Linked DNA regions of Homo sapiens: region 2 is linked to region 1. A link is a contact called in ENCODE Hi-C data. All regions are on one chromosome and are shown on one strand. Each heading gives the region's core, a stretch centred on a gene start or an enhancer-like site at or near the end of the contact. The rest is flanking DNA. Distances are from core to core; before and after follow the strand shown.

What was found. Hi-C counts contacts between places; a loop is a spot of excess contacts on that map. Pooled maps may share reads with other maps.
Region 2: a map of mucosa of descending colon shows a loop between it and region 1 (3-fold over the local background). The contact joins two enhancer-like sites. A Hi-C loop is called at or near these places in 2 of 168 maps with a recorded cell type or tissue (Calu3 and mucosa of descending colon) and 3 of 50 pooled maps.

The regions. Positions count from the first base shown.
Region 1 is chr13:43,556,533-43,561,405 of GRCh38, reverse strand. The region is part of intron 2 of ENOX1 (ecto-NOX disulfide-thiol exchanger 1); the gene reads left to right. Among named protein-coding and RNA genes, the nearest start is that of ENOX1-AS2, 110 kb to the right of the region's middle. Within about 2 kb of position 2,238, at least 3 of the 41 ENCODE cell types and tissues checked have a DNase peak (open chromatin) inside an H3K27ac peak, as active enhancers do.
Region 2 is chr13:43,315,050-43,320,062 of GRCh38, reverse strand. All of the region lies in intron 11 of ENOX1 (ecto-NOX disulfide-thiol exchanger 1), which reads left to right. Among named protein-coding and RNA genes, the nearest start is that of ENOX1-AS2, 130 kb to the left of the region's middle. RefSeq lists an enhancer at 2,880-2,959. Within about 2 kb of position 2,807, at least 4 of the 41 ENCODE cell types and tissues checked have a DNase peak (open chromatin) inside an H3K27ac peak, as active enhancers do.

The DNA.
Region 1 (4,873 bases), core at 989-3,488:
GGTTAACTGACTCCGAGTAACACAGTTATCAAGTAGGAGGGTCAGGATTTGTACCTTGCAGCTCAGCTCCGGGGTATACTCTGCCTCTCTATCTGCACAAGTACAGGGAGCTTTGTCGGCTGTGCTTTTGCCTTGGCATTCTTTGCCTGCCAAACCAGGGGTGAGTCTAATCGGTGTCCTACACAGACTACACTCTAGTTAGTGGGGTGATGATAAGAGGTAGGTGCAAAACCCTAAAATATAAAATCTAGGGTAATCACTGTGAAGCAGGAATATTGAGAATTTGCTGAATTATTTTATCAATAAAATAATAATTTGCTAGGTCTGCCTTTTGATTACGCACTGTTCTCTCTCCCACTCCTCCCAGAATTATTGATAGGGAAGCAGAGGAACAAATAAAAGAGAACAGAAATTTTGATTACTGTCTTTTAAATGACTTCTAGATACAAGGAGCAACCACTTTGTGGTTGAGATTCCAACTGAGATTAAGAAAGGAGGCTGCCAGGTGAGTGAGAACACTTTATAGAGGGCCACTGAGATGATCTGAAACTCAGCAGGATTTTCACTAATTAATCCTGGTGACCTTGTTACCTAAGATAAGCATGACACCTGAACAAAGCACATGATGGCTGGCGCCATACAATCTGTGCTTTACAATTACCAATATATTATTTAATATGTCTTATTTTCTAGAAGACTGTCTCCTCATTCCAAAACAAAACCAAAGCCAATAGACAAATGAAAAATTAGGAATTATATTTGCAGTACACATGACAGATGATGGGCTAATTTCTCTGTGAAACAAGGGACTCAATTAGTAAAAAGTAACAACTCAGTGGAAGAAAACAAATAGAGAATATGAATGGGCTATTCAAAGAAAAATATAACAGCCAAGCAAAGATGGCCTCATTAATGATGGCAAAAATTAAAATAAGAGAGTATTTTTCAGTTGTCCATTGGACACAATTTAAACAGTTGATGCTATCTAGTGGTGGTGAGAAATTGTTACTCTGTTGGAAGGAGTGTAGCTTGGAATAATAATTTTTGGAGAAGTTTTAGTTCTATCTATACAAGTTAGAAAGTTATAATTGTAAGAAGACATATTGCGTATTTTTTAATTGTTAAAACTCAGAAGTAACCTAAAAGCATACCAATAGGAATATAGGTATTATAGCATACCTGTTCAATAGTACATAAAATAGCCATTAAAAAGAACAAACCCATCTATGTCAATGATACAGAACAATGTTGCATGAATATTATATATGGTATGAGCACTTTTTAATAAAATAGCAAATGTTTCCATATTTTAGGCCTGTACCAGCAAATACACACGTGTGTAAATATGCAGCTGTATATGCTTGTTTATGTGTGGGCTGCACATGAAACTTTTATGGTTATTATCTCTAGCAAGTGGGACTATGGTTGGAGGGAAGCCAACAGTTCTTGCTTAGTTCATTGAACTACTTGAAAGTTTTAGTTTAATCATACCTTACTTTTAAAGAAAAGGCCTAGAGTATATTAAAGCATTTTACTAAAGGAGTTTGTGTTTTAGTCTTTTCCAAAAGTTACTTAGCCCACCAAAATAGATATTTTTTCCTCGAGGTCCATGCTCTTAGCATGTTATAATTTCTGTTGGAATGAAAGTTGTATTATAAACACATCTTGCTAACCTTCTTCATGATGCTAACTCCCAATATTGTTCTGTATGGCACCTTTCCTACTGTCTTATCTTTTGCAACTGAGTTGATATATTCTCTGCAGTTTGGGGTCTTGTTCTGTTGTTCACAGTTTTGGATAGCTATAACGGGATAATTTATGCATACCTCAATAACAATAAAATAAGCATATTTAAATAAGTATTTCTTTTCAGAAGTCATCTAATCTGCCTGAGAGACAGTAAGACCTAAATCTGCAATTTGGGAATTGGGCTCCATAGACTTAGTTTTAAGTCCCTCTGATTCCCATATTGTTTTCCATGTCATACAGAAAATTAAGGTTGTACATGGAATACTGAATTCCATTGCAGTTTATAAAGTGACAAAGGATAAAAATAGTTCTAACTAAAGAAGATGGCTTAGCACTGAAAAGAAAAAAGTATAAAAACATCAAATAAGTATGCATGTGTTTGGAGGAGCCATTTTTTGTGAAGCATTTTGTGAATAAGCCCCTTGCATATTTGAGGATTCAGCAGGCCATAGGGCTGTCTAACTCTAAATGCTGTTCCCCTGCTTCCTTGTACAGGCACAGCTGAATTCTAGTCAGACTTGCCAGCAGGCCAGATGTGTATGAGTTTGCCAGATTTAGCTGACTGAATATTGCCATGAACTGAGAAAGTCTCTGGTAACATATTTTTACTCTGTTTGTGTCATCCTTTTTGTTATGGAAGCCGAGTGGTTTGCAGAGAAGAGAGGTGAGGAATTGGGAGACTGAGGAAAACAGAAAAACTTTCCTCATATTGTTTTGTCCTCATTAACAGGATGAAGTGTGGCAGGGGATATAAGTAGAGGATTCAGTGACAGAAAATACATACTCTTATCAGAAAGATATTTCAGTCCCAAAGATTATGTTGGCCAGCCTGTAAAAGGAAATCTGCTACTTTATAAAACAAATCCAGTTGCTTTTTATAAAACTCTACTTCTCTTTAGTCTCTGTATCTTTCATTGATTTCTCATCTATAATTCACCATAAGGATCCATTTTCCCTTTACCTGGAAGAGTGAAAAAAAGAAGAAAACAAATGAATCGTCCAGTCTGTTTAATGTTGAAATGTAGAAGTGTCTCCTTGTCACCCAGGCAAAAATAAATGAAAGCCTGCCAGAGCAACTAAGGGAAATAGTGACTAATTCCCAATGATCAGGGTTAGAAATGCTAGACTTTTCCTGAAGCCAACACAAAGCAGACCCATCCTAGAAATATCCTGGCTCCTTCAGAGTGTTCTGCTGGAATCTTAGTCCAACCTGGTAGCCCATCCAGTATTGCTTTGCCTTAAGGAAGTGAACAACCAGCTAATTGTTTTCAAATTAACTGCTGCTTGAATAAGGACACCCAGAGGAATAGTTCAGACTGGAGACTGCAAAATTCTTCCAACCAGTGAAGCCCCATCATTAACACAACAGCTGATGGCCTTTCTGCTGAAAAACTGACAGTAATCAGAAAGGTGCTTATTGGGGAGCAGAAGGGGCAGCTGTTGACTAGCAGCTGGTTCCCTAGTAAAGATGTGTCCTGTTCTTCCCAGTGGTACCAGAATCAGCAGATGCTGCCTTCTGGACAGCTCAGCACCAGGTTGGTTTCCCAGCTCTCAGAATGACCACAGAAGCAGCCTTCCAAGTAGCATGTACTCATGGTGCAGCTCTCATGGATGGGACCCCTCTAAGTCCTCTTGTGATTTCCCTCAGTGGGACACTGGGCCTAGATTTGCTTAAACTTCTTAAGACAGGAGATAGTGTGAGTGTGGGAGAATAGCAGTTGTAGTAAGTAGTACACACCCTATCAGCTATGATCTCCTAACCAACAAATCTTCGTATATCTTTTTTCTCATCATTATTGAGGTTTTTTTTGTACTTACAACCACAAAATGAATTTTTTAAAAATTTAAAACTTCTGTTAGAGACAAGATCTCACTGTGTCACCCAGTCTGAAGGGCAGTGGCATGATCATAGCTCACTGCAACCTCGAATGCCTGGGCTCAAATGATCCTCCTGCCTCAGCCTCCTGAGTAGCTGGAACTATGGGTATGCACCACACAAAATGAATCTCCTGTTTTCAGCTCAACTACTTATACGGTTGGAACCTGGCTGGTGAGGTGGAAGTGGGGTGCTATTTCTAGGCCAGAATGAGGCTCCTGAACCAGCAAGACACTAGGTTCCATTTAGACCAGGAAGATAAGTCAGAGCCACCCTGCTTCTCATTTCTGCCTTTCTTGCCTCTCCCAGGCAGGAGCTCCTCCCTTAGGCACTCATCCCTGTTCCTGTGAGGAGGTTTCTGCTAAAAGAACCATCCTCCCAGTGCCCCTTTCCTGAAATTGTGTCTTGTCCCTGGGTCTTCTGAAACCCCTTTTCTATAAGAAACAGGCTTCCTGATAGCCTCAGACCGCTTTATGGAAACCCCTACCACCTTCTGGCCATACATGAAATCTGCTGCTTCTAGAGAAGATATTTCTTTCTGTACAGTTTTGACTCCCCAAATGGTCTTGGACTTGGACATGGTATCAGAATTCTCCTGACTCTCTATTTTTCTCCCATCTGAAGTAAAAACTTTCCTACCTTAAGATATGCAGTCCAGCCACTGTCTTTCCTGCGTGTTGGGGTGGGACTCTAATGTCCTGACCTACCACTGATCTGCACTGTGAACTCTCTCCTGCTTCGCACTGCACTGTGTGCCTGCACTGGCTTGCCCAGGCTTTTCCTACTGATTGAAGCATGTGTCCTTTTCTTTTTCACTTATTCAAATTCTATGTAGCTCAGGTCTTTTACCCTCTCCCCTAGTCCCTTCCCTGGTAATCCCTGCCAATAGAGGTTTCTTTATAAAAGTTTACTGTAGCCCTTCTTTGGCACGTAGCCATATATGGCACTTGTGACAATCAGCTTTTATATAATTTACATCTTCTAATGTTAGCTAACATTTTAAGTATTGGGTGACTTATGTACCCACTTAGATGGTCAGACTTTTTTTTTTTTTTTGAGAATAGAACCTTCTGGGAACTTTCTTTGATATAATTATCATCAAGCCCAAGCATGATACTCAAGTGTCTAATAGATAATTGTGGAATGAAAGAAATAATTAATCATGAATGAATGTTTCAAGATGTTGAGAAGCCCTGCTTTCTTTTGTTGCTGATTTGCCAGTTATGACCTATCTAAATAAATTTCCTG
Region 2 (5,013 bases), core at 1,558-4,057, 240 kb after region 1:
GGTCTTTTGTTCAAACCTCAGACAAATCCCTGCTAACTGTTGCTTGAAGCAGGAGGATGGAGGCCATAGCCCGAGGGAAACACCTTCCAGCGGTATCTTCTTGGGTGACACATCCCTTGTTTTTAGGTACACATTTGCATCTGCCAGTCACCTACATAGGAGCAGTCCTCTCAAAATGTAGCACTCTAATTCACTAACAGGGGAATTGCCAGTGCTGTAATGGAAGTGAAATTCTCCATGCTGTAAGGAATCCCCTGCCAATTTCCTCTCTGCTTAAACAGTGGGATTTTGCTTCAGACCTCCTGGGTAGTAGCTGACCCAGGAATTCTTGGAAATTCCAGAAGAGAATATCCTTCAGTTGTCACCTGCCTGTGCCGGGAGGAGGTGCTGAGGCTGCACCCACTGCAGGGCGCTCTGTCTGTGGTCCCCCAGGGCCAGCTTTGCTTGTCATCTCCATACTAAGACAAAAAGTACCCTGTAATGGGTTTTATTTTGGGGGGCAGGGAAGAGATGGAAATAATTGACTTGTTTGGTTTTTAGGAAAGGCACAATTTATTGTGTAAGGACTTATATGATACCTTGGGTTTACTTTTTAAAAAATAATCAAAATGTTTCAATATATCTCTGCTTTTTGGTTATGAAGAATATTTCATTGTACTTTTCTTTTTACCATATATAATAATTTGCAATATGTCTTTGGCTATAATTCTGCAGTATCTACAATAGAATTCTGGGTGGGGTGTTCACTCTTCTTGATCAGTTGAATCTTAAAGGGGAAAAGGAGTTCACTGGAGCAAAACTAAGATGCTGATAAAAATGAAAATCAATTTTGTTAATAAATTCAAAAATAATGACAGATTTATTGAAGCATTCATTCTAGAAGATCGGCATCCTGCTCTGAAGCCTGTGAAGATAATTTTTGATAAAAATTCAAATTTATTGTTGTTTAGTCTGCCTCCTACTGAAATGAAGCCAGACTTTAAAATCCAGATCTGTTCTTCCTTTTTCTCTTTCTCTCTCTCTTCCTCCCTCCCTCTCTCTCCCTCTCTCCTTCTCCCTTACCCTTTTCCACTCCCTTCCTCCCTCTCTCCCTCCAGGTTGACTCTGTGGGGCGGGATAGCGTTCGCAAGAAATAAAAAGGAGAAAGGAAAGAGGAAGGCTGTCCTAGATTGTAAGGCCTCAGATGGCAAAACCCGATACGTTTTAGTATTGTGAGAGTTAATAAGTCAATGCATGCAAGGCACTTCTGACTTTACTTACAGTGTTGAGCATCTAGTAAGTACTCAATAAATGTTAACTCTGCTTGTTATCTTAGTCATCCTCCAACACGTGGCCCTGGGCCTTTCCCCAAGTACGTAATCAATAAAAGTCTGTGGACTTCAATTCATATTCCCCTTCTTCTGATCTTAATGTTTTCGATGCCTTTGTCCCAGAAGTTGATAGGAGGATGATAACCCTGAGAACATTTGCTCTAATTAAATTGAAATGGCAAGTATTAAAGAGGCATGTTCAAACAAAATGTTCAGAACTTTATACGTACAAAATTCAGTGTCACATGGCGAACAGGCCATGGCCCAGAGAGCTTTAACCCAGCACTGTTTTGATTATCTACATTTTGTATGTCCAAGGTGCTGTGGACCCAGGGCACACAGAGTTAGTTAGATACAGGGTACCCAGTTCTCTAGGGTGTAAGACTCATTTGAAAAAAGTGTTTTCAGTTAAAAATATTAGGGATGTCCTAAAGCTGGTAAATTAAATTTATTATAAACCAAAATGAACATCACTACATAGTGTATGTACCTCACCCAATATTTGATGAGTGTACTTTGAACACAAATGTTAGAAGAGTAAAACTAAAAAGTCCCTTGCTCAGTAGACAATCATTATGCCTTTCCATAATACACAAACAAATGTTTTTGGATTTTAACTGCATTTCATTTAAACTCTGAGCTCCTTATAGGAGCAGACACTCTAAATTATGAAGAGTGTTTTTCTGAGCTGTCAATTTTTCATGAAAATTCACCATAACATAGGTACAAAGGAATTTTTTTTTTTTTTGAGACGGAGTCTTGCTCTGTCACCCAGGCTGGAGTGCAGTGGCATGATCTTGGCTCACTGCGAGCTCTGCCTCCCGGGTTCACGCCATTCTCCTGCCTCAGCCTCCCGAGTAGCTAGGACTACAGGCACCCGCCACCACGCCTGGCTAATTTTTTGTATTTTTAGTAGAGACGGGGTTTCACCGTGTTAGCCAGGATGGTCTCGATCTCCTGACTTAGTGAGCCGCTCACCTCGGCCTCCCAAAGTGTTGGGATTACAGGCATGAGCCACCACGCCTGGCCCGGAATTTTTTTTTTTTAATTTCACTAAGAATTCAAACAAGGACTTTCCAAATCTTTCAGCCACTAAATCAAATTAGGAACTCATAATTAGGTTTGGTTGGAACTAGCAGTATCAGCCTATCTGAATAGTTATATATGTAGCTGGAAGATTTATGTTAAAAAAAAAATAAGTAATAAAAATAATAATAATAGGGCTCTCTGACCATCCCATTGATTTCTTTGAATAGCAGGACAACCTATTTTTTCTGATTAAGTATTTTCTGGGTGGTAGTACTTCTGAAAGATCCTTAAAAATGCCCATCAGGAAGATTATAATCAGGCACAAGCTTAAGAAGAGGCTCACTGTTACCCCATCACCAGCCAGGCACAGAAGAAGGAGAGGGTTACTAAATACCAGACCAGGGTGCAGCAGCTGACTGAAGGGGCCAACTGCAAGGGGCTCTGTCATTCACACTGGTAGAAACTTCCTTTTAGGAAGCACTGAATGTAACTGAAAGCAGGCTCACCCGAGATTGGCTCAGAACTTGGCAGAGGGACAAGAGAATTCAGACACTGAAAGTGAGATGGCTCAGTCTGAGGCCACATGCCAGGATCTGAGCTCCGGGCGCCAGCAGACCCCAAGGGCAGGGGTGTCTGTGTTGAGTGGAAGCATAGAAGGATAAGCTGTTTTCACATGTAATGACAGCCGAGGGCACCATCTCCTGAAAGAGAAATAGACCAGTGGGGTGTGTCCATCACTGACCACTGAATTAAAGACAAGCATTTTCTCTTCTGGGAACCCAAGGGGGCCAAACAAGGAAATGTGATGAATCAGAACTAATGTGGCTTAAAGATGATAAAAGAAATCTTGCAAGGTGGGCTGAGTAGCCTGCTTTCTTCCTAAACTCTAAACAGAGTTTCATTTGCAAAGGAGCCAAGGCTTTCCTGTTTCTTTCCTTTTTTTTTTTTTCTTTTAATCTTGCTAATCTTGCCCAAGGAATTCAAATAAATATTTATTTTGGGTGGATTTTTAAGTTCCCTAATTTCATGTGCAGTTACAATTCCCTTTCCGTAATGGATATGCTTCTGAAAAGTGTAGAATTTTTTTTTTTTTTGTAAATTGCTTCACCTTTTAAATGCAGGAAAACAGATGCTATTTAAATTGATCCTGTAGCAGAAGATTCCATTTCAATGGAAGCACTCCTTCTGCCCAACCAGACTGTGTTTGTTTTGTAAATTCACACTTGGAGCCTAAACTGTCTTTAAGCTTAGCCCCTTTATAATCCTATTTTTATGTAGCACCTATCAATGCCATGATTCTTGACATCTCTCTCATATGTGCACAAACTTTCCATAATCTGGTATTTTATGTAAGATTAATCTGTGTTGCTGACATTGGTGTCTACAGGACCAAGGACTTTCCCTAATACTCTTAACTACTCAACTGTGCCACACCTCGGTGAAATTCAGCTGAGGCCTAGCTGAAGTTCTTAAACAATCCATACCTGTTTGATCCTAGCTTAGACCTGGGTGGGGTCTCCACAAAGTTTCCTGCATGACAGCCCAGCATGTTCCCAGCTCCTGTCAGGCCCTGGCTTCTTGCTTAGTGCTATGAGTCCCTTGAGCCTGGTGGAGGGCTTGAGCTGATGGGCAGTTGGCAGGGAGAGGAGGAGAATGAGGACATGAGCAACCAATCTTCACAAAGGGAGAGCCACTGACGCCTTGACCTGGGAAAGGTTAAGACGCATGACCAGGGAGTAGTACAGGGTCACTGCACCGCCGCCTGTGTGCAGCCCAAAGTGCCCTGATGCTTATTGACTGCCAGGAACACCATTATCTACATTACAGTTTATTATGTGTTCTGGGCATTTCATTCCGGTAAGGTTTGATGCAGGATCATTACATAGGAGAGTGGATTTAATCCTGTTTCTGTAGCAGGCTTGAAGGACACTGAGGGAATATTTATGTAATAAGATGCAAAGTTGCTATGGAAAGTACTATAGCAACCTAACGTCTTAGCAGAGCCAAGCAGCCACTTGTAACAGCAATCCAAATTTACATTTATTTTAGTGTCATTTTATCGACACTCTTAGTATCTCATTCTGACAGGATGTTAAAATATGTTTTCAGCTTGCGTTTGAGCAAAATTAACACAGTGTTGTTGGAATTTAAGTGCGGTTTGCACAACTTCTAGAAAAAATCAGGATATTTTTTGAAGGAGTTTAGATGACAGAATCTGGGCAACTTTGTAAGCTTTTTATTGTTGTTGTTCTTTCCTAAACACAGGAGAGAATTCTTCAGTAGAATTTATTCCTGATTTTCCGTTTTCATTTATAAGCAATACTCAGGAATCTCTGATTTTGAAAAACGGATTACCCTTTACAACATCGATGAATTTTGTCAAATGCTCACCTGTGATTCTAGCAGATGCTCATAGAAAACACTTTCAGTAGGTCACCTCATTGCGCTCTAGCAGCATGTAACATTTTAAAAAATGAAAGTTGTTTTTTGAATAAAAATAATACCTGGTCATTTTTGAAAACCTAACAACTAAGAATAATGAATAAAGAAGAAAACAAAATTGTGTTATAACATTACAGAAGAATGTTTTGGCTTCTAATTTTTTTCTTTTGCACAGTTAACTACATAAGTATTTTTCCGTGTATTTTTTAAGGCTCAGGAATAAAATTCTACA